Linked DNA regions of Mus musculus: region 1 is linked to region 2. Evidence: chromatin loops called from intact Hi-C (ENCODE). Cell type or tissue: heart. All regions are shown on one strand. Each heading gives the region's core, and the rest is flanking DNA. Links, peaks and the distances in the headings are about the cores only. Region 1 holds the start of Mfn1 (mitofusin 1). Region 2 holds the start of Actl6a (actin-like 6A).

Evidence for each region. Peaks named below come from ENCODE experiments on the same cell type or tissue, not always from the same donor. Only the 100,000 strongest peaks of a DNase experiment are listed, where the experiment ranks them.
Region 1: a loop joins it to region 2, with 2.7 times the contacts of the local background. A loop is called at or near these places in 11 of 42 quality-filtered maps.

Annotation. Positions count from the first base shown.
Region 1 is chr3:32,525,481-32,535,441 of GRCm38, forward strand. It overlaps Mfn1 (mitofusin 1), which reads left to right and starts at 4,002. Exons shown (of 18, transcript NM_024200.4): 1 at 4,002-4,215; 2 at 6,418-6,536; 3 at 8,758-8,893. The coding sequence starts at 6,425. In heart, for the core only: a CTCF peak has its summit at 4,291; a DNase peak (open chromatin) is centred at 3,971; H3K4me3 peaks cover 1,927 bases; H3K27ac peaks cover 1,228 bases.
Region 2 is chr3:32,703,025-32,712,985 of GRCm38, forward strand. It overlaps Actl6a (actin-like 6A), which reads left to right and starts at 5,522. Exons shown (of 14, transcript NM_019673.2): 1 at 5,522-5,856; 2 at 8,844-8,920; 3 at 9,077-9,251. The coding sequence starts at 5,832. In heart, for the core only: CTCF peaks have their summits at 1,236 (motif pointing right), 5,425 and 5,637; a DNase peak (open chromatin) is centred at 5,617; H3K4me3 peaks cover 1,969 bases; H3K27ac peaks cover 1,303 bases.

The DNA.
Region 1 (9,961 bases), core at 695-8,694, 180 kb before region 2:
TCATGCATCACGTGCGCCATGGCCGGGATAAGAGATTCATCCCTGCCTGCAGCCCTCTCACTTCTTCCCGCTCAGAGGCCACCTCTGCCAATAAAACATCCCACGTGAGAGACCTGCAGCTGGTGTGATTTGTCTGGGATTGTGCCCCATAGTCTAACAACCACCAACCGGAAAGTCTCTAGCATCTTAAAACGTTTCTTTCGAGAAAGTGAAAATATACTCTTTGATCCCACTGAACATTACTGATGCCTAAAAGAGAACATGTATCAATTGAAGGTGCACACCTGGTTTCTATTCTTGGTCCTTAAATAGATCATGACCACAAACAATGGAGAGAATGTTAAACAACTTTCAGACAGCTCAAGACTTTGTATTTCACTGTTTTTCAAATGAGCAAATGAAAGAACCTAGTGGGGAAACCCCTACTTGTATCCAGAGTTGGCATGCATCCAAAGAATCAAGAGAGACCGTCTTGATGCAAACACATGAGGTAGGTTAATGACGGAGCTCTGGGCCCACACATATCTCACACAGGAGATAGCAGTTGTCGGCCACGAGGCTCAAAAGCTAGGGGTTTTTATAGAAAAGGGGCTGGGGCTGGGGGAGGAATTGGCGTGGTTTCACACAATTGGTTCATTTAAACATCGGCGGACTGAACGTGCAGATCGAGGTAACAGCAGAGCATTCTGGTTAACATTTAACCCATGTCAGAAGGGCGGGAGATAGGGAGGCGCTGGGCCAGTCCGGACATGTCTTTGCATTCTCTTTATCTTTATGGCCAAGCAGCCTCAGGAATGTCTTAATGATGGGCCTGCCTGGGCATGTCCTGGCCTGTTCTGCTATGTTTTCAGCCCCAGGTTTCAAAGCTAACAAACAACTCTTTGGGCTATTTGACATAAATTACATGAATCACAGGTCTCAAGTTTTATTTTCTTTCACAAACAGCTGTGAAGATCTATTAAGACAGTGCTCAGGAATACAAGAATGAGCCATGGGGTCAGGTAGATGTCTGCTCTGTGGGTAAAGGTGTGGCTGTTCTAGCCTCATGACCCTCATTCAACCCCAGAACACATGGTAATAGGAGAGAATATTTTGTTACTGTTTTTGAGATTAGGGTATCACACTGTAGCCCTGGCTGGTCTTGAATTTGTTATGTAGACCTGACTGACCTTGAACTCTCCTGGTTCTGCCTTCTGAACCCTGGGATTAAAAGTGTGTACCTGGCACCTAGCCTTGAGAGTTTTTATACTTTCTAAAATATTTATTTATTTATTTAATGTATAAGAGTACAGTGTAGTTGTCTTCAGACACATCAGAAGAGGCATCAGATCCCATTACAGATGGTTGTGAGCCACCATGTGATTGGTGGGAATTGAACTCGGGACATCAGGAAGAGCAGTCAGTGCTCTTAACTGTTGAGCCATCTCTCTAGACCCAAGACTCTTTTTTTTTTTTTTTTTTTTTTGGTCAATAATTTTAAATGGTCATTTTTGTGTGTTTTAGTGTTAGGATTGGCCTACTTTACTTTTTACTGCTATGACAAACACTATGACCAAAAAGCAACTTGGGGAAGAAAGGGGTCTTCCTGTTTTTGTTTTAGTTTTCTTTTTCTTTGTGTGTGTGTGTGTGTGTGTTACCTTAAACTTTATAGTCCATCATTAAGAGATGCCAAGGCAGGAACTGAAGCAGAGTTCAGTAAAAATACTGTTTACTAGTTTATTCTCCATGCCTCACTCAGCTTGCTGTCTTATACAACCAAGGAGCACCTGCCCAGGGGTGACACCTTCCAAAGTGGGCTGGGATCTCACACATTAATCAACACAATGCCCTACAGACTTGCCCAGAGGCCAATTATTTGAAGACAGTTCCTCAATTGGGTGTTCCCTCTTCCCTGATGACTCCAGTTTATGTCAGTTGTCACTGGGATTGGACTCTGGACTTTGTGCACACTAAACACACTGTCACTGAGTTATTCGCCAGCCCCTAGGTACTGACCTGTCTTTGCTGTGCTTTGCATAGTATGTGCACACGTGTGAGTACATTAGCCGCTAGAGATCAACAGTGAGCAACGTTCACTATCAGTCTCCACCTTATTTTGGAAACAGTCTTTCTTTTTTGTTTTTTGTTTGTCAAGACAGGGTTTCTCTGTGTAGCACTGGCTGTCCTGGAATTCACTCTGTAGACCAGGCTGGCCTCGAACTCAGAAATCCTCCTGCCTCTGCCTCCCAAGTGCTGGGTTCAAAGGTGTGTGCCACCATGCCTGGCAAGTCTTTCAAAGAACTCAGCTCACTGATTTGCTAGCCTGGCCAGCCAGCTCCAGAGATTTCCCCACCCCCAGCATTATTGTTTTCCCCATGAGTGGCTAGAGATCTGGATCCAGGTCTTTATGCCATCACAGCAAGAACTTTACTGCTTGAGCCTTCTCCCCAGTCTCTTAAGTACTGATCCTTATTGGCTATATACCCTGGAAATAGGCAGTTCAAGGCCAGCCTGGTCTATGGAGTGAGTTCCAGGGCTACACAGAGAAACCCTGTCTCAAAAAGAAAAAAATCATTTTAAAAAATCTGGCCTGGGAGGCAAAGGCATTGGATCTCTGTGAGTCCAAGGCTAACTTGTTCTACATAGTGAGTTCCAGGACCCAGGACTGTCTATATAAAATGACACTGTCTCCAAAAAACAACCCAAAACAAAAATCTTCAAATTTAGGCAGAGTGAGAGCACAGATCTGAATTCTAGCACTTGGGAGGCTGTGACAGCGGGTTTGTGAGTTCTTTTTGTTGTTGTTTTGTTTTGTTTTGTTTTTTGTTGTTGTTTGTTTGTTTGTTTGTTTTTTTTGGAGACAGGGTTTCTCTGTATAGCTCTGGTTGTCTTGGAACTCACTTTGTAGATCAGGCTGGCCTCAAACTCAGAAATCTGCCTGTCTCTGCCTCTCGAGTGCTGGGATTAAAGGTGTGTGCCACCACGCCCAGCTCATGCTTGTTTTTTTAACTCATCCATTTTAGCACTGTCCTTCCTATGTGTCTTGGACAGTTTTTCTCCAGATATTCCCAGTAACAGTCCTGAAATGACCTGAGAAATGACATCCTTTCAGAAAACACATACCTCTTTGGCTCCACCTTGCTCATTTTTCTTCACTCTATCCTCTTGTCCTGATCTCCCCCCCCCCCCATAATAGCAGTCATAGTCTGAAATGATCTCATTCACTGTATTTATCCAACTTTTTTATCCAACTTTTATTTTTATTTATCCAACTTTTGCAGGTGCCCATCAATGTTTTAAGCACTTTACACCCTAACCCATTTACTTTCCCACAATTCATGAAGTAGGCATTTTTAGTATTTTATAGATGAGGTAGCTGCCATTCATATGGATAAAGGGGCTTCCCTGGCAAAAGCATCTCATTTGCTAACTCTGTAAAGAACCTCTCAGGACACATGCTGTGAAACCTCTCTTGGAAGGTGGAACATGTAGAGTCCTTGGGCTTCACCCTCGATCAATCAATCAATGGTTTAACAAGATTCCCAGGTGATTCCTAACAAAGTTTAAATCATGAACAATTAATTTTCTTGAGTAATACCTCTTACAGTAAGTAGACACACACAGCTCACTCCAGTAACCCCAGAAAACCAATCAAGACCAGAGCAATTGGAAAAGTCAAAGTTTTGACGACCCCCCCCCCCCCCCCCGCATGATAAACATCTATGTGGTTTTGGGGTACTTCTCCCCCTACACCCTCAGATAACCATGGACATCTTTTCACACTTGGCGCCTTTGAGCTTTGAAAACTCTGAAGGGAAAAACCAAGGGGAGGAGTTGGAAGGTGGAACAGAAAACAGCCCAGTGGTTAATAAGAACTCCTGCCCAAAACAAACCTCGCCTTCAGCCCTGAAGGAAAATGGCGCCCGCAATATATGCAGTTCTGGTCTCGAAGCGTCAGCCAATAGGAGATCCGAAGCGCCGGAAGTAGCCGCCCCTAGCCCCTCCTCTGGGCACCTCCCCTCTTTCGGGAGGATGAGACAGCCAGGGGGCTGTGGCGGAGCTGTGGTTGCTGGGTGACAGTGGGGAGCAGGGACGGAGTGAGTGTCCGCTGGCGGGTGGCGACGTCCGGGGTGACCTTCGAGCTCCGGACCGGCGCAGCGCGAGCGCCCTGACGGGCCGGGGCGGCGGGCCGGGCAAGGGCGACGGGCGGCCAGCCTGAGGGAAGGCCCTGTCCAGGTAGGAATCCACCCGGCTGGGCAGGCTCTCGGCCCACGCGGCTTCCTCTCCCCACGCACCTCCTCCGCGCCGTCAGTTCAGGATTCCGGAGGGAGCCACCCTCCTGGTGGCCACGGCGCTTCTTTTCACGCACACCAGCGTTAGCGTGTGCTTGTCTTTGGTGGCTTTTCATAGGAGCTTCCAGGTAGAACGTCTTTTACTTTAAATTCAACATTCCTTTAAGTTTGGGGACTTTGGCTTGAAGCCTTCCTTCATGCCTTCTTTAAGTCTTGACTCCGTAATTGTGACGAAAGCTGCTACCTTCTTGGTGTCTGTACTGCATTAAGACTTGGGCATTCTTTTATTTTCTTCGCTAACTGGGAAACTTAGTTTAGCTAAACTAGTTTCATCTTCACTCGAGGAAAATAAATTAGGGATTACAACCAAGATTTTTGTTACTAGCTTTTACCGATTTTACATTTATTTACATATCTACTCTTCCAGGATTGAAGATTGAGCCCCTCCCAGGTCTCCCATGCTAGGCAAATGCCATTGTATCCCTAAACCGGTTTCTAAACTGAGTGTCACTGAGAGACCCAGGCAAGCCTTGATCTCACTCTGTTGCCTCTTGTAGACTTGAATTTTCAGCTTTTCCTGTGTGACACTCCTGAGTAACTGAATTACAGGTAACATGACAGGAGGCAAATTTCTCTTTTTTTAATGGGAGATCACTCGAGAGTAATCTTTGGTTTCTGACTAACATGGTTTCTGTAAATAAATAAATAATACTAAAAAGTATTTTATCTATTTGGCCAGGTTAATTTTTTGCTATTAGGAAATTGAGGCATGAACTAGCAGGTATCAGACTAAGCATGATTTTAAATGTTTGCTCTGTTTTTAGATTTTTTAATGTGTATGTTTTTCTTCCATATACGGATGCATGTTTCACCACAGTTTCTGCGCAGTGCCCTTGAGGTCAGAATAGGGCATAAGATCCCCTGGAACTGGAGTTACAGGTGGTTGTGAGCTACCAATTTAAGTCCTTCTGAAGAGCAACAAGTGTTTTAAAGCACTGAGACATCTGCCTAGCCCTGGAGGCATGCACATTTCATTTCTTCTTTCTTCTTCTTCTTCTTCTTCTTCTTCTTCTTCTTCTTCTTCTTCTTCTTCTTCTTCTTCTTCTTCTTTTGTTTTTGTTTTTGTTTTTTATTTGTTTGATTTTGAGACAGGGTTTCCCTGTGTGTCCCTGACTGTCCTGGAACTTGCTCTGTAGACCAGGCTGGTCTTGAACTCACAGACATCCAGCTGTCTTTGAGTGCTGGGACTATGCGCCACCACTGCCCTGTTTTCATATGGTTTTTAAAATTATATTTAACTTATATGTGGAAGCGGTAGACTTTCACAGTTGGTGTTTGGAGGCAGAGAACAACTTGCTGGAGTTGGTTCTCTCCTTCAACCACTTGGTTTCTGGAGGATTGAACTTAGTCTCCTCCACCTGAACTGTTTTGAGAGATTTTGAGTTTTTCGTTTTGAACAAGGTTTACCAAGGCTGGCCTGCTTCAGCCTCCTCCTGGCTGGGATCACAGGTGTGTAACACCACACCTTTATCATTCAGCTTTTTTTTTTTTTTTTAAATGTGTACGGGTATTTTGATTGCATATATATGCAACCAAATTTTGGTGTACCATGTGTGTACCTGTGTCTGTGGAGGCCAGAGGAGGACATCAGAACCCCTGGAACTTGAGTCTTAAGACAGTTGTGAACTGCCATGTGGGTGCTGGGAATAGAACTGGGTCCTCTAGAAGAGCAGCCAGTTCTCTTTAACTGCTGAATCACGTCTTCAAGCCCCTCATTGTTAAGTTTAAGTAGAGCTTTGGAGATGAGGAAAGCCCTGCTATGTCGCATTGTCCAGGTAAAACTGGACTTCCTGGTGTGAGTGCACCCCCTGCCTCAGCCTGCCCCAGTAGCTGAGACTCCAGGCATTTGTCATCCACAGGCTAATTATTGCTTTTCTTTTTTTTCTTTTTTTTTTTTTTTCTTTTTTTGGTTTTTCGAGACAGGGTTTCTCTGTATAGCCCTGGCTGTCCTGGAACTCACTCTGTAGACCAGACTGGCCTCGAACTCAGAAATCCGCCTGCCTCTGCCTCCCAAGGGCTGGGATTAAAGGCATGCGCCACCACGCCCGGCTTAATTATTGCTTTTCTAACCTTTTTCTCAACCTAGGTGCATAATGGCAGAAACGGTATCTCCACTGAAGCACTTTGTGCTGGCAAAGAAAGCCATCACTGCAATCTTCGGCCAGTTACTGGAGTTTGTTACTGAGGGCTCACATTTTGTTGAAGGTGGGTACCTCTTAAACTAGTAAGGTTACTGTTGAAAGTGTACGCAGGTGCTTTATTATTTCCACTTCAGTTTTTTATTTTACCCTTTTGAGATCAGACTTGCCTTGAAATGGCTGTGTAGCTTCCAATGGCTTTAAACTCTGTTCCACTTGCCTCTGCATCCACACAGGTATGTGACCTGCTCAGGCTTAGTTGTGGAATTCACATTGTTCTGCATTCTGGGAACTATGCCATAGTGAGTGAAAACAATTTCACAGTTAAGAAAAGAGTAAGGTACTAGTCTGAGTGTTTTACAGTAGTAAAAATTCCTTTACTACTCCTAAGACTAGTTAGTAGGTAAGTGAAAGGCACTGTGAAGGCAAAGCAGCTTGCTCAAGGTCACAGAGCTGGGAAGCCGGCCTCTCCGTATGAAGCCATTACATGTCTCCACCCCAGTTTGTCAGTTCTCACGTGAGATGTAATTGCTTTGTGGGAGGATAAATGTTTACCTTCTGTCTATGTAACTGCTCAAAGGTATTCCCAATTGTCTTACCACAATATATTAATTTGGAGCGAGCCATTGGAATTTCTTTAGCTTTTAAGGATATCTGTCTGTTAAGTTTACAATGAAAAGTGAGGAATTCTCAGAGTATCTCCGGTGACCATGGGGAAGCATTTAATTTCGTCTTTGAAGAAAACATTACCCCTTGCTCCTATAAATCTCTGTCACTAGATTTTGAGCTTCTTAAGTAAGCCTGGAACTTTACGTATCTCCAATTCCAAATGTAACATAATTGAAGTTTCGTTGAGCGAAAAAATTACACAGTTTGTTTCCAGTTTGGGAAGAATGTGAGCTAACAGTGAATTGTGAAAAATATTGTTTCTTACACTTGATAGGGAGTAAAACTGAAGTTAAATTTAGTAATATCTTGTTTTGCATCCTGTCAGTTCTGGATCGAACAGTATGCTGGGAGCTAGTGCAAAGGCAGGACTTAGAATTTGAATTTACTTTGACTTATATTAAAACCTCAGTGGGGGGACGTCAGGGAGAGGGGGAGGCTAGGAAATAGGAGTGTAAATCACGAAGCATCAAATGGGAAACAGCTAGGACTGCGCACTTGAGGTAAGACTTTGCAGACTGCAGCCTTGCCTTGGAGATACAAGACTGGGGCATCAGGAGGTCAGGACCACCGCTGCAGAGAAGCTCAGTGCCAGTCTTTCTGCTGTTCAGAAGTTGCCCGTGTTTTATGACTGTTCTTGAAATGCAAAATGAGGCGTGAAAAGCTTAAGCTTAATCACTTGAGCACTGAGTTCGTTTGAAGAGTCTCAGGTTATAATGACCCAGAGTCTCCATGTCTTATCTTCAAAACGAGACAAAATGAGGCATTAGCTGTTTCTCTATTGCTGGAATGAGAAGAAAGTAACCTGAGGCTGTCCCTTTCAAACCACGGTCTTGGCACTCCTTCCATTGTTGGCTAGGTCATGTGGCCAGTGGCTCGGTTCTGATGAGTCCCGCTTCAGTCCATAAGTACCTTTCTACTTTTTCTTATTGACTGGACTTGTGTTTTTTTGTGTGGGAACCCACGTGTGAGGAGGCAGCAAGGCTTGCCTAGCTTACAGACTTACCCACCTTACTATCGGAGGAGTGGAGAACCGGCTCAGCACGTGGAAGTCCTTTCCAGCTTAAGATTGGGTGAAAAGCATAGATTCCAGTTTAAGATTGGGTGAAAAGCATAGATGGCTATTAGCTTATTTCTTCTTTAAAACTGCATTTGTGTTTCATATGCCTTGTACTTTTGAGTCCTACATAAATAAGTATTAAGTAACCCCTTTGACTGAGTCCTTGAATTTTTTATTTTGTTGTGTTTTTTGGTTTCATTTTTGTTTTTTGAGACAGGGTTTCTCCGTAGCGCTTACTGTCCAGGTACTCTTTGTAGATAAGGCTGGCCTTGAACTTAGAGAGATCCACCTTCCTTTGCCTCCTCACTTCTGGGACTTCAAGGTGTGCCACCACACCCAGCCCAGGCAGGATAATCCTTTCAGAGGGCATTTACTTTTAGACTAAATACATGTTGACATACACATTTAAAAACAAAAGAAGAAAAACTCCAAATACTCAGATACCATGAACATTTTTATTTTTCAATTGACCTGTTATATAGAACAACCCAAAATGTATACCTCTGTATAATTGGCAGGATTTATTTATATTACTTTATCTAATACCATTTCAATTTTGCAGCAACATACAGGAATCCAGAACTTGATCGAATAGCATCCGAGGATGATCTGGTGGAAATACAGGGCTACAGAAACAAGCTTGCTGTCATTGGGGAGGTGCTGTCTCGGAGACATATGAAGGTGGCATTTTTTGGCAGGTAAGCCGATATCATTTCATCTGAGGTTCTTTGCACAGGTCACCTTTTCGTGCTCATAGCCCAGCTTGTCTGATGACTCAGTGGGTTGCAATCTTCTTACTTCTCCCCACAACAGTTTTTACCTCTCTCCCTTTCCCTTTTGTCTCTCTCTCTCTCCATCCTCCCTCTCTCCCTCTCTCCCTTCTTTCCTTCCTTCCTTCCTTCCTTCGTTGTTGTTTAAAACGGTTTCTCTGTGTAGCCCTAGCTGTCCTGTAACTTACTCTGTAGACCCGGCTTACCTTGAACTCAGAGATCTGCCCGCTAAGCCTGTGTCACTACTGCCTGGTCAAGGGTTGGCTAGAAAGGATTGGTTAGAAAGTTGGGGAATGGGTAATGAAAAACATGATTTATGATTTTTTTTTCTATTTATTTTCTTGAGAAAGGGTTTCATGTAGCACAGGCTGGGCTCCAGTTTGCTATATAGCTAAGGATGGCCTTGAATCTGATTCTACAACCTTGTGCCATAATACCTAGGTTGTGAGTTATTCTAGGTTCATATTGATTATTTTAATTTTCCTGAGACAGGATCTTACTGTGTATCCTTGGCTGTCCTGGAACTATTGACATAGACCAGGCTGGCCTTGAACTCACAGAGATCTGCTTGCCTCTGCTTCCTGAGTGGAATGTTTGAATTAAAGACATGTACAACTGTACGTCAATTATTATGTGTCTTCTAGAAGACACAACTTGTGATTTCCCCTAGGAAAGCAGGGAGCACTGAATGTCATTGTGTCCAGGTGATGGAGTGATCATCCTCACAGCTGATATATCCATGTAACCATCAGGTGTTGGGCTGGAGATGTGACCTATGATAAAAAAAGGTGCCTAGTGTGCCTGACCCTGGATGGATCCCCATCACTGCCAAAACAAAACAAAACAAACAAACAAACAAACAAACAAAACGGTTATTAGTTTTGTGCTCTCTGAGTGCTCTGTACACCCCTTGGGACAAGTGACTAACTGCACTCCATGTCTCAACTGTCCCTTTTGTTTTTAACCAGTAGTAGTGTTTATTTACTAAACTCATGC
Region 2 (9,961 bases), core at 814-8,813:
CGAACTCAAAAATCCACCTGCCTCTGCCTCCCGAGTGCTGGGATTAAAGGCGTGCCCAACCACGCCCGGCTCCACAATTTCTTAACTGTCCAAAAACAGCCTTTTTAAAGGAACAGTATTTTTTCTTATGTATAGCATAAGCAATTGCAAGCTTGAGAATTAATAGCATTTGAGGGATGAACAATTTTAAGCAATTGTAAGCTCTGATATATATATATTAATAAAGATACAAATTATTGATTATTCAACATTTTAAAACACCATCTACAGCACACAATTTAATTATATGTGTTGAAGCAGGGGGAAGCTCAAAAGAATAAGCGTGTGATCCAATTCACATATACTTTTCTCCCATAAGAGGGTTGTTTTTAAACACAGTAAATGGGATGCATGCATGCATGAATTTATAGAAGATACAAAAGCATACATAAAAACAATTTTAAATTTATCTTTGGGATATAGATTGTCAATTTTATTTTAAATGATGATATGGTTTTTAAGACGCAATTTTCATTATAGTTTTTCTAAAATATATGAATTTATCTTACAGTTCTTTGTTAGCACCACAGCAGCCTCAATAGGATGCTGAAACTTTACTTTGAGGTGAAGAAGGATGACTTTACAACAATGTTTTCTCTAGCCAAGGAATTGTTGTGGGCACATTTAATAACCAATAACTAAAATAGGCAGCTAATATTTAATTACCATTGATTATAATTGATAATTATAAAAGCTTTCTTTAATTTCTGCAAGGCCTTTTGTTTTTTGCCAGTTAATTTGTGTCTCACTTAATAGCACCTGACAAAGGCTTAAGTTCTCCTGTGGTGAGTTTAAAGTGAGGTCTTAGCCAATTAACATCTCCTGGAAGCTTTTGAAAATAAAATTTTGAAGCAAATCAATTTTTCCTTCTTAGATTTTTCTGGACCACGATTTTCTAGTATAGCTAAAAACCTAAGTATGAAAAGATATTGCCTCTGAATCTTAAGGAATCTTCTCTGAAGGCAGGGAGAGGTGAGGTCCCAGGAACTTCCCCAGTCACGGTTTGCGAAACAAAAGAAATGCCACACAAACCTCACTGAGGCTGCTCTGAGCTGAGCACTGTGTCTACCCAAACGCAAACATTTCTCAATCTGAGCACTCTGCCAGAGTCCTGGCCCAAAGCTTATCCCTGTTTTGAAGTATCTTTTTTTTTTTTTTTTTTTAGATTTATTTATTTATTGTATGTATGTAAGTACACTGTAGCTGTCTTCAGACACTCCAGAAGAGGGCGCCAGATCTCATTACAGATGGTTGTGAGCCACCATGTGGTTGCTGGGATTTGAACTCAGGACCTTCGGAAGAGCAATCAGTGCTCTTAATCGATGAGCCATCTCTCCAGCCCCTTGAAGTATCTTTAAAGACTTGTTTTCCTGGGTTCGCTCCTGCCACATGTTGTTTAGAATGACTCTAACTCTGAGTTTCCAATTTTAAGCTAACTTTCTGTTACAAGCAAAAGGCTGCCTGTCCCTTTAGGAGCTGCATTTGCAATCAGCTCCCAGCAGGGCTTTTCCATTCACACTAGCGCTTCTCTAAATTTTCACATAGCTCTAAACACATACACAAAACACACAAAACAGAAACCAACAGATCCAGACACATGCAACCCTTACTCGTCCTCCACGAGCAGGCAAAAGAATTAGAAGGGTAAGCTTCCATTTCATAAACAAAACTTGGTCCCTCTGACCGATCTCTGGAGACTGCCAGATGTCTCTGGCTCTCCCCACTCCCCAGGGCATCCCCTGGTGAGGTGATGGTTTTCCTAGCACATCTGCTGACCACAGTCCTCCGGTCCTTACAGCCCGAAGGGACAGCTGCAAATACCAAGCGCGTGTGTCAGAAAACCCCATCGTCTATAAACACCAGAGAAACCAAACTCAGGCAGATCTAAACTCAGACTGCGCCATGTTTCAGAGACACGGGACAAAACACAGACAACAAACCAACACAACAAGCACATGTTTGTTTCTGGAAACATAAGACAGACACTCAGAACAAAGACACTGGCCTGCAACGAACACAAAAGGGGATTCCCCCATTTTCTCTCTGTCCCTGGGAGAGTTTCAAAATCTACTTTCCTCCCGCGCCTGATGCAGTTTCCAACTGCGGCCATCCGCCTGATTATAAAATCCTTTTTTTTTTTTTTTTAAGATTTATTTATTTATTTATAGCTGTCTTCAGACACACCAGAGGAGGGCGCCAGATCTTGTTACGGATGGTTGTGAGCCACCATGTGGTTGCTGGGACTTGAACACTGGACCTTTGGAAGAGCAGTCGGGTACTCTTACCCACTGAGCCATCTCACCAGCCCATAAAATTCTTTTTATTAAACCCTTTTATTTCTCTCGCCAAAAAAGCAGCTTCTGGAAGCTGCAGCCGACTGCCTGCCTGTTGAGTTCCTAGTTCCTGACAACTCACTGCTGAACCTAAGTGAATCCAGCGCGCGGGTTTTAGCGCTGTTCCAGCTTAGCCTGTACCAATCTTCTCCGGTACAATTTTTTTTTTCTTCTTCCACAGAGCGCCAAACCAGCAGTGCTTCTTCCAAATGTACTCTGCCATTCTCAGGTCCTGAGTTGGTTCGCCAAGTTGTTGAGGCCGGCCAGCCGCTCACATGTCCGGGTTCGAGCCTGGAAGGCATCTTGGAACTGAAAGAAAAGAGAGAGCCTAGGCAGGTTGAGAAATAATGGAACCAAGTCAACTTTAGTCTGCTCAAGGTTCAAATTTTTAATGGCGGACACGCTTTATAAAAGAGGGGGGAAGTCCATTCCCGCCAATTCATCCTTGGAGCCCAGAACCAGCTGCAGGTGATGATGTGCAGGATAGGGCATAGTCTCCAGAATAGCTCTCAGCAGGTAGCAGTATCTTGAAGAGGAACAGCGACAGTGGCTCAACAATAGAGTGATCTAGGGAGGAAGGCTCCACCCTAGATAATCTCCTTAGTGGCAGCAAGGTCAAGTTCTGGCTCAGCCTGCTTCGGGCTTATGGGAGGCTACAGTTTAGATGTGTGTTTTCATGTGTTTAACATGTGATTAGTCATATCAGGCACACTGTGAAAAAGTTAATTTTCTATAAAGTTTACCTAATTGGTTCATTAAATGAAGTCTCTACTCCAGTAACATATCAAGAGACTGAGCTCAACTGAAATTATGAATGATCTGCTTTCTAATCTTTCTTACTTTATTAAAAACATCTGAGCACAGCTTTTCAACATTGTTACAAGCTGTCTTCTTTGCTTTTAGATTTCTGTATCCTCTGGGTTAGGTGCAGTGAGCTCAAGATGTTGTAATCAACCCTGCTGAACAGCTCTGGTTTCTGTTGAACCCTGGAGAGTATGGAACAAATACTTGATTCTTCTTCGGCCCAAAGAGGTATTTTTTTAATAAATAATTTCTTTTTTAAAAGATTTATTTAGTCATTTTATGTATATGAGCACACTGTACCTATCTTCAGACACACCAGAAGATGGCATCGGATCCCATTACAGATGGTTGTGAGCCACCATATGGTTGCCGGGAATTAAACTCATGACCTGTGGTAGAGCAGTCAGTGTTCTTAGCTGCTGAGCCATCTCTCCAGCCCCCAAAGAGGTATTTTTAATTCTAAGGTTTATTCTCTTAAATTCATGAGAGATCTTGCAGATGGTATTGGTAAAGGATATCAATCTGTAAATCCATCAAACTTGTAAATGAATTGCTAGATATTTAAATGATAGTGGTTTAACTGTACTACTATATATTATAAAGTAAAATAATATCTCTCCAATTTTTCATTATTGGAACCATAGTACTTATACATTTATCATGTATATATCTATTTGAGGCAGGGTCTTGCTATGTAGCCAGTATGCATCCCTTACTGGCCTGGAACTCACTATGTAGACCAGGCTAATTTCAAACTCACAGAAATCCACCTGCCTCTGCCTCTTGAATTCTGGGATTAAAACTGTGTGCCACAATGCCTGGCTTGGAACCACAGTCCATAATAACCTATCAGTTTTATTTAGTCAAACATGAAAACATGACTGGAAATAGAATTGTTTTGGGGTGCTGATCGGCAGTGAGCACTGATCATGGGGACCACAGTACACAGCACTGAGGCAGGCTGTGTTAGGTGTTGCATACATTGAGAAGTAAGCAACCCCTCCCACAGGTCACTTGGCAGTAATGTGCTCTACATCTTAACCAGACACATCACCTCAGGCACAGCTGTGAATAAGCTTGGCTATGCTCCAGTAAAACACAGCACAAGGTTTCTGACATGGGAGTATCATAGTATTCTTAAAACTGTTTTTGAATCATTTAAAATGTAGTAATACACACACGGTGGCATGTGCCTATAATTCCAGTACAAGGAGGCAGAGGCAGGAGGATTACAACTTGGAGACTAGCCTGGCCTACACAGTGAGACTTTCTCTCAAAAAACCCAAATCCAAACCATCACTGTCAGCTCACAGCACACAGTGTCAAGTGAACGGGAGAGCATTTTCTTACTAGCGTTATTCCTGAACCTATGACAGACAGGTCAATTCCTGCCACCTTAATGGCAGGGAAATGGATGAGAGTTTATTCAACCCACCTAAGGTTACAAGTAGCCACTATGTAGCTAGACCCTAGACACTTCAATTTAAGCACTGCTACCAGGTACAGAGCTACATTACACTTGAGCTTTGGAATGGCAGGACTGGTTTGGGCCTTTGGTTATATAGATCAGGCTATCTAAGGCCTAGAGAAGCAGAGGGACAAATTGTTGCAGTAATTTGGGGTAAGAAAAGACAGTGTTCTGGGCGACACTGATAGAGATGTAGACTAAGAACAGTAGACACGGATTGGGGAGGTATTTACAAATGGGTGCTTCCTTGAATAGTGCTCCACTTGCTTGGTGAATGATTTTCACAGAAATGAAAGAAACTGAAGTCATGATTTTTAAATGCTATCTAAATCTAGCTGGAAAAATGTACTGTCTTTTAATATAAATAGCCATTGTTTAAAATGATGGATCCTATTATTATATCTGATTTGCTGATTAATTCAAAGTGAAGTGCACATTTCTTTTTCAAGTATAAATGTTAGTTGAAGTATTTCTGCTTAAAAAAAAAAAAATTCCGAATTCATCACAATCAAAGGCCAGGGATCTCTCCCAGGTAACTAACTCAAGTTCCAGATTCCTTGCACTCAAGTTCCTTTGGCTCCTGGGGAGCAGCCATCCTTTAGAACCAGAGCGGTTGATGGCCTGAGGCAAGCCTCTTAATTCCCAGTACCTAATTAACTCACTCTCGAAACCCGGCCCACTCCTGCACCAAGCCCCTCCCACTCGCCCGCCCACCTAAGACTCCTCCTACTCTATTCGCGCGCGAAGCACAGCTCCACCCACTCCCCCCGCCTTGCTCCTGGAAGCTCGGTCCACCCTACCGGCCGCTCGCGAAGCTCCACCCACCTCACCCGCCCGCGAAGCTCCGCCCCCTCCTGCCCGTACCCCAACACCTTCCCTTCTTCTGTCGCTTCTCCCTCTCCCTGCCCCTACGGATGCCTTCCATTGGCTAAGACGGCTAAACCGCGCGGGGATGCAGCAGCGCCACACTCTGATTGGCTAATGACTAAGCCGGACCCTTTGTCATTGGTTGATACGAGAAACCAGCAAGAGTGGCTGTGCAGCGGGCGTGCGGCCGCTGCTTTGTTGCCGGAGGGGGCGGCGTTGGAAGTTGCAGGCTTGCGGGGCCGGCGTTCTCAGGGAGAGGAGTCACGCCGCTGTTATCTTTCGTCCGGTAGTCTTCGGCCAGTCCCCGCCAGACAGTAGCCATGAGCGGCGGCGTGTACGGCGGAGGTGAGTGAGCGCAGCGGCGCCTCGGGGCGTGCGGACCGGAACGACCGGCCTGGTCCCTAGTCGCTTCCGTTTCCCTCCGGTCCTCGGCGGGCCCTTCCGGTCTTTGGACGGTGCTTCCGGTCCCCGTATGGGCCACGGCCTCTCCTTCTCTTCGGACCCGGGCCGGCGCGCAATAGGTTTCCGGCTTGTCCCGTCGCTGCTCCGAGATGGCCTCAAGGAAGGGCCTTGGCGCGTCTTACCGGCTGGGCTCTGATGGCAGTCCCTGGCACGCCGGGTCCCTCACTGTACCGGTTCCGCCGCGCGTTGGTCCCGGGCAGCTCGCGGAGGTTCCGGGCCCCCGGGGTTGGCACTGGGTGCGAGTGGCGCCCGGTGTTGCGGCTGCTGCTCTGGGTCCTTCAGCAGCCACTACAGCCTGGACATCGTTCCAGGCGTGCTCGGTCCCCAGATGAGCGGATCCCTGAGGTACAGGCTGCAGTTCTCCTGTCCGGCTGGGCGGGAGCCTTTTCTAGATCGGCGATAACGAAAACAAGGCTTCTAAGTACTGTTTTGTTTAAGAGTAGTTACCTAGTTAGAGACTCTCCTCTAGGGGGGATGTTGACAGGAGATGGTGCTGCCATCCCTCACGTTAACGAAGAAAAAAATATTGGCAAGAGTTAAACAACCAGCTCAAAGTTTAAAGACTCGTTGTAAATTGGGAGCAAATTGCTTCTGGGATGAGGCAGGGGTATTCCTTTCTCTGCCGTGTACAGGTAACACGCACCCATCAAGAGTTAAATAGTATCCTCACACTAACAAATCTATATCTGCATTGAGTCAGTAGATCTGTGCCCACTCATTTTAACTGCTGTGTAGGGTTTTCTGAGAATAAACTATAGTAGTTTCTCTAGGAACGGTAGTCTTTTCCCTGGCAAGAAGTGTGACAGTAATAATTACCGTTAGCTAATATTTATCGGCTTATTGTTTGTCAGCACTGTAAGTGCTTTATACATTAAAACATTCAAGGCATTTAGTCATCCTATCCTATGAGGTAAGTATTAAATACATTTTTCGGATTAAACTGTAGCAGAGAAGTTAGTAAATTACCCATCTCACATAGTGTATTAGTCATTTTTCAGTTGCTGTGATTAAAAAAAAAAAAAAAACCAAGAAACAAAAAAACAAAATCAGCTTCTAGAAGAAAGAGTTTACTTTAGCTTATGATTCCAGAGAGGTAAGAGTCCAGTTTGAGAGAGGTATGGCAGCTAACAGCAGGCATGATGGTGGGGCAGGAATCTGGGCTCACGTGTCCAACCTCAAGCATGAAGCAGCTGGAAATAGTGGGGGCTTTAAACTCAAAGCCTGTCCCCCAGTGACAGCTTCCTACATCAAGGCCCACATCTTCTAAACCTCCATAAACAGCACCACCAACTGGGGCCCAGATGTTTAAATATCAGCGTCTATAGGAGACATTTTCATTCAAACAGTTGCATATGCATCTCCTTTTAAACTAGGAATTTCTCCAAACTGGGTATGTCTAAACTAAATAGCTCTGTGATTCTCTTTGGGTGCCTCTTTGTAACTAGCACCAAACTGGGTAGATTGGGCATAGATTGGCTTTAACTAGAGAAACAGAAGAACTTTTAAGGCCTTAGCATTTGAGTAATGTAGGTAAGTAGGATTAGTGTTTTAAATTTTGAGGGGGACCCCATTGAAAAACCAGTACTGAGAAACCCAAGTGCATTATCCTAGGAGGCCTGCTGTTTGGGGTGAAGTATTTGGAAAATATACATGGAGGCTTTTCTCTAAATTAGACTGAAAAAGATTGCCAGCTTTTTTCTTACCACTAAACTGTCTCCTAAAGTCTGGAATGTGTAACTTAAATGATACGTTCATTAAATGCTTTTTACTTGGCCTGTATAAATTACACTCTAATTTCCATGCTGTGCAGTTTTCATATTTTGCTGTGTTTCTTCATTTCATGAAACAAAACATAATTCCCCATAATTGATGAAATTGTACTAGGATGTATTCGGTGGTTTTTATTTTTCTTTCCTTTGTTTGTTTGTTTGATTTGTTTTGTGCCACCAGATTCCCTTGCTGTCATTTATACACATCTTGTGCCTGTAGAGATGGCCTCTGGGCTTTCTCAGCCTCTGGTTTCAGCTTTGAACTTTGATTTGGTGATGGTAGGGTAACTATACTTTTTGCCTGTGCTTTTTGTTTTAGTATAATCGTTAAAAGCTGGTGTTCCCCACCCAAGTTAAAATGCCCCAATTTGGATGCTGCATTATAGAGTCTTCCTGGGATTGCAATCTGAGCTTGGCCCTCCCTCCCTGAATAGGCAGCTTAGCTCTGCATCATTCAGCTGTTACCACAGCTCTCAGCAGAAACCTTCTAGGTTCTGGGAACAGTTTCTTCTTGTTTCCTCAGTTTAAGGATTATGAGGGCAGTCCTTTGTTCATCCTTCTGTACCTGGACTATAGAAGTTTATAATTAGTTCCTTTAGTAAGGAAACTACTACCTGCTGTCAGTGTACCATGGCTTTCCTGATTAAACCTCCATTGATAAAACAGTATGACTTGCCATATTTTAATTAAATACATCTTGAAGGTGCATTTAATACTAGGTTCATGCCAGACATGGTGGTGCATAGTTTTAATCCACTTGAGAGTCAGAGACAGGATCTTTGTGAGTTCTGTGACACGTAAGATCACAGAGACACCCTGTCTTGAAACAACAATGGTAAACACTAGATTCTAGCTAATCATGTGTGAATGTAATGGATTTTTACAAAGTTTTAAATTTTCATTTTATATACATAAAATATGTCCTTTTCTTTGTTGAGACAAGAGTTTCTCTGTGTAGTTCTGGCTGTCCCAGAATTAGCTATGTAGACCAGTTTGGCCTAGAACTCAGAGATCTGTCTGCCTCTGCCTCCCTTATTGGGATTAAAGGCATATGCAATTCTATTTTTAATCTCTTCAGTAATTCTCTTTTAATCTCTTCAGATGAAGTTGGCGCTCTTGTTTTTGACATTGGATCGTACACAGTGAGGGCTGGCTATGCTGGCGAGGACTGCCCTAAGGTAAGAACAATGATATGAATGAATTACTTGGGTAGGCAAGAGTCATCTGTGCAAAATTAAATTCAAGCAGAACCTCAAAGCAAAACTGAAGGTAGACACTGGAAACAGCCCCTCCCGAGAGCAGCTGATCCTTCCCGCCATATTTTAACGTCCCAGGTTGATTTCCCCACGGCTATCGGTGTGGTGCTGGAGAGAGATGACGGAAGTACAATGATGGAGATTGATGGTGACAAAGGCAAGCAGGGCGGGCCCACCTACTACATAGACACCAATGCCCTCCGCGTGCCCAGGGAGAACATGGAGGCCATCTCACCACTCAAGAATGGCATGGGTATGAATTAGCTGTAAACCGCAATGTCTTGCAAGATGAACAAGTGTTTGTTTGTTTGTTTTAACTCTATAAAGTAATATTTTGGATAATGAGAATACAAAAATGTATAAGAAGTGTTTCTTTCCCTTAAACTTAATCAGGAGAGTTTGGTGTATGCACAGAAAACTGTATGCTGGGCACATGGTTAAGAGCGATGTGGGTGTGGTCAGGAAACAATGGGATCAGAGATTTCATAAAGGAGGTAGCTGCGGAGTCTTAGCCATGGATAGGAATTCAACTGGCCAGCAAGGCTGAGAAAATCAGAAAAACACCAGCTTGTGTAATGAGATGGGAGTTGTGAGGGAACTATCTTTGAAATGCTTTACAGATGTGGCTGCGGCATTGTTTGTGTTAGGTCACTTGCAGGAAAGGTAGGCAGAGAATGCGGTCTTCCTCTGGAGCATGCTGAAATAGTCACTGAAAGCTGGCCTGTGGGAATTATGTAAGGCTCAGTGTGCTCTGTCATCTTTGCCACTCTGAAAGACTTGCTGACAGTACGTAGAATCTGCTGGAGGGATGCACTGTAGACAGGACAGTAATAAAAGAGGAGAAGGTTTCTGATGAGAATGAGAGCAGAAGTTCTGAAGTGGCTTTTGAGGATCCAGGCGGCAGGCTGCACTAGGAGATTGAGGAGGTAGAAAGGACAGGAGAAGTAAGGTTGCCTAGAGTTT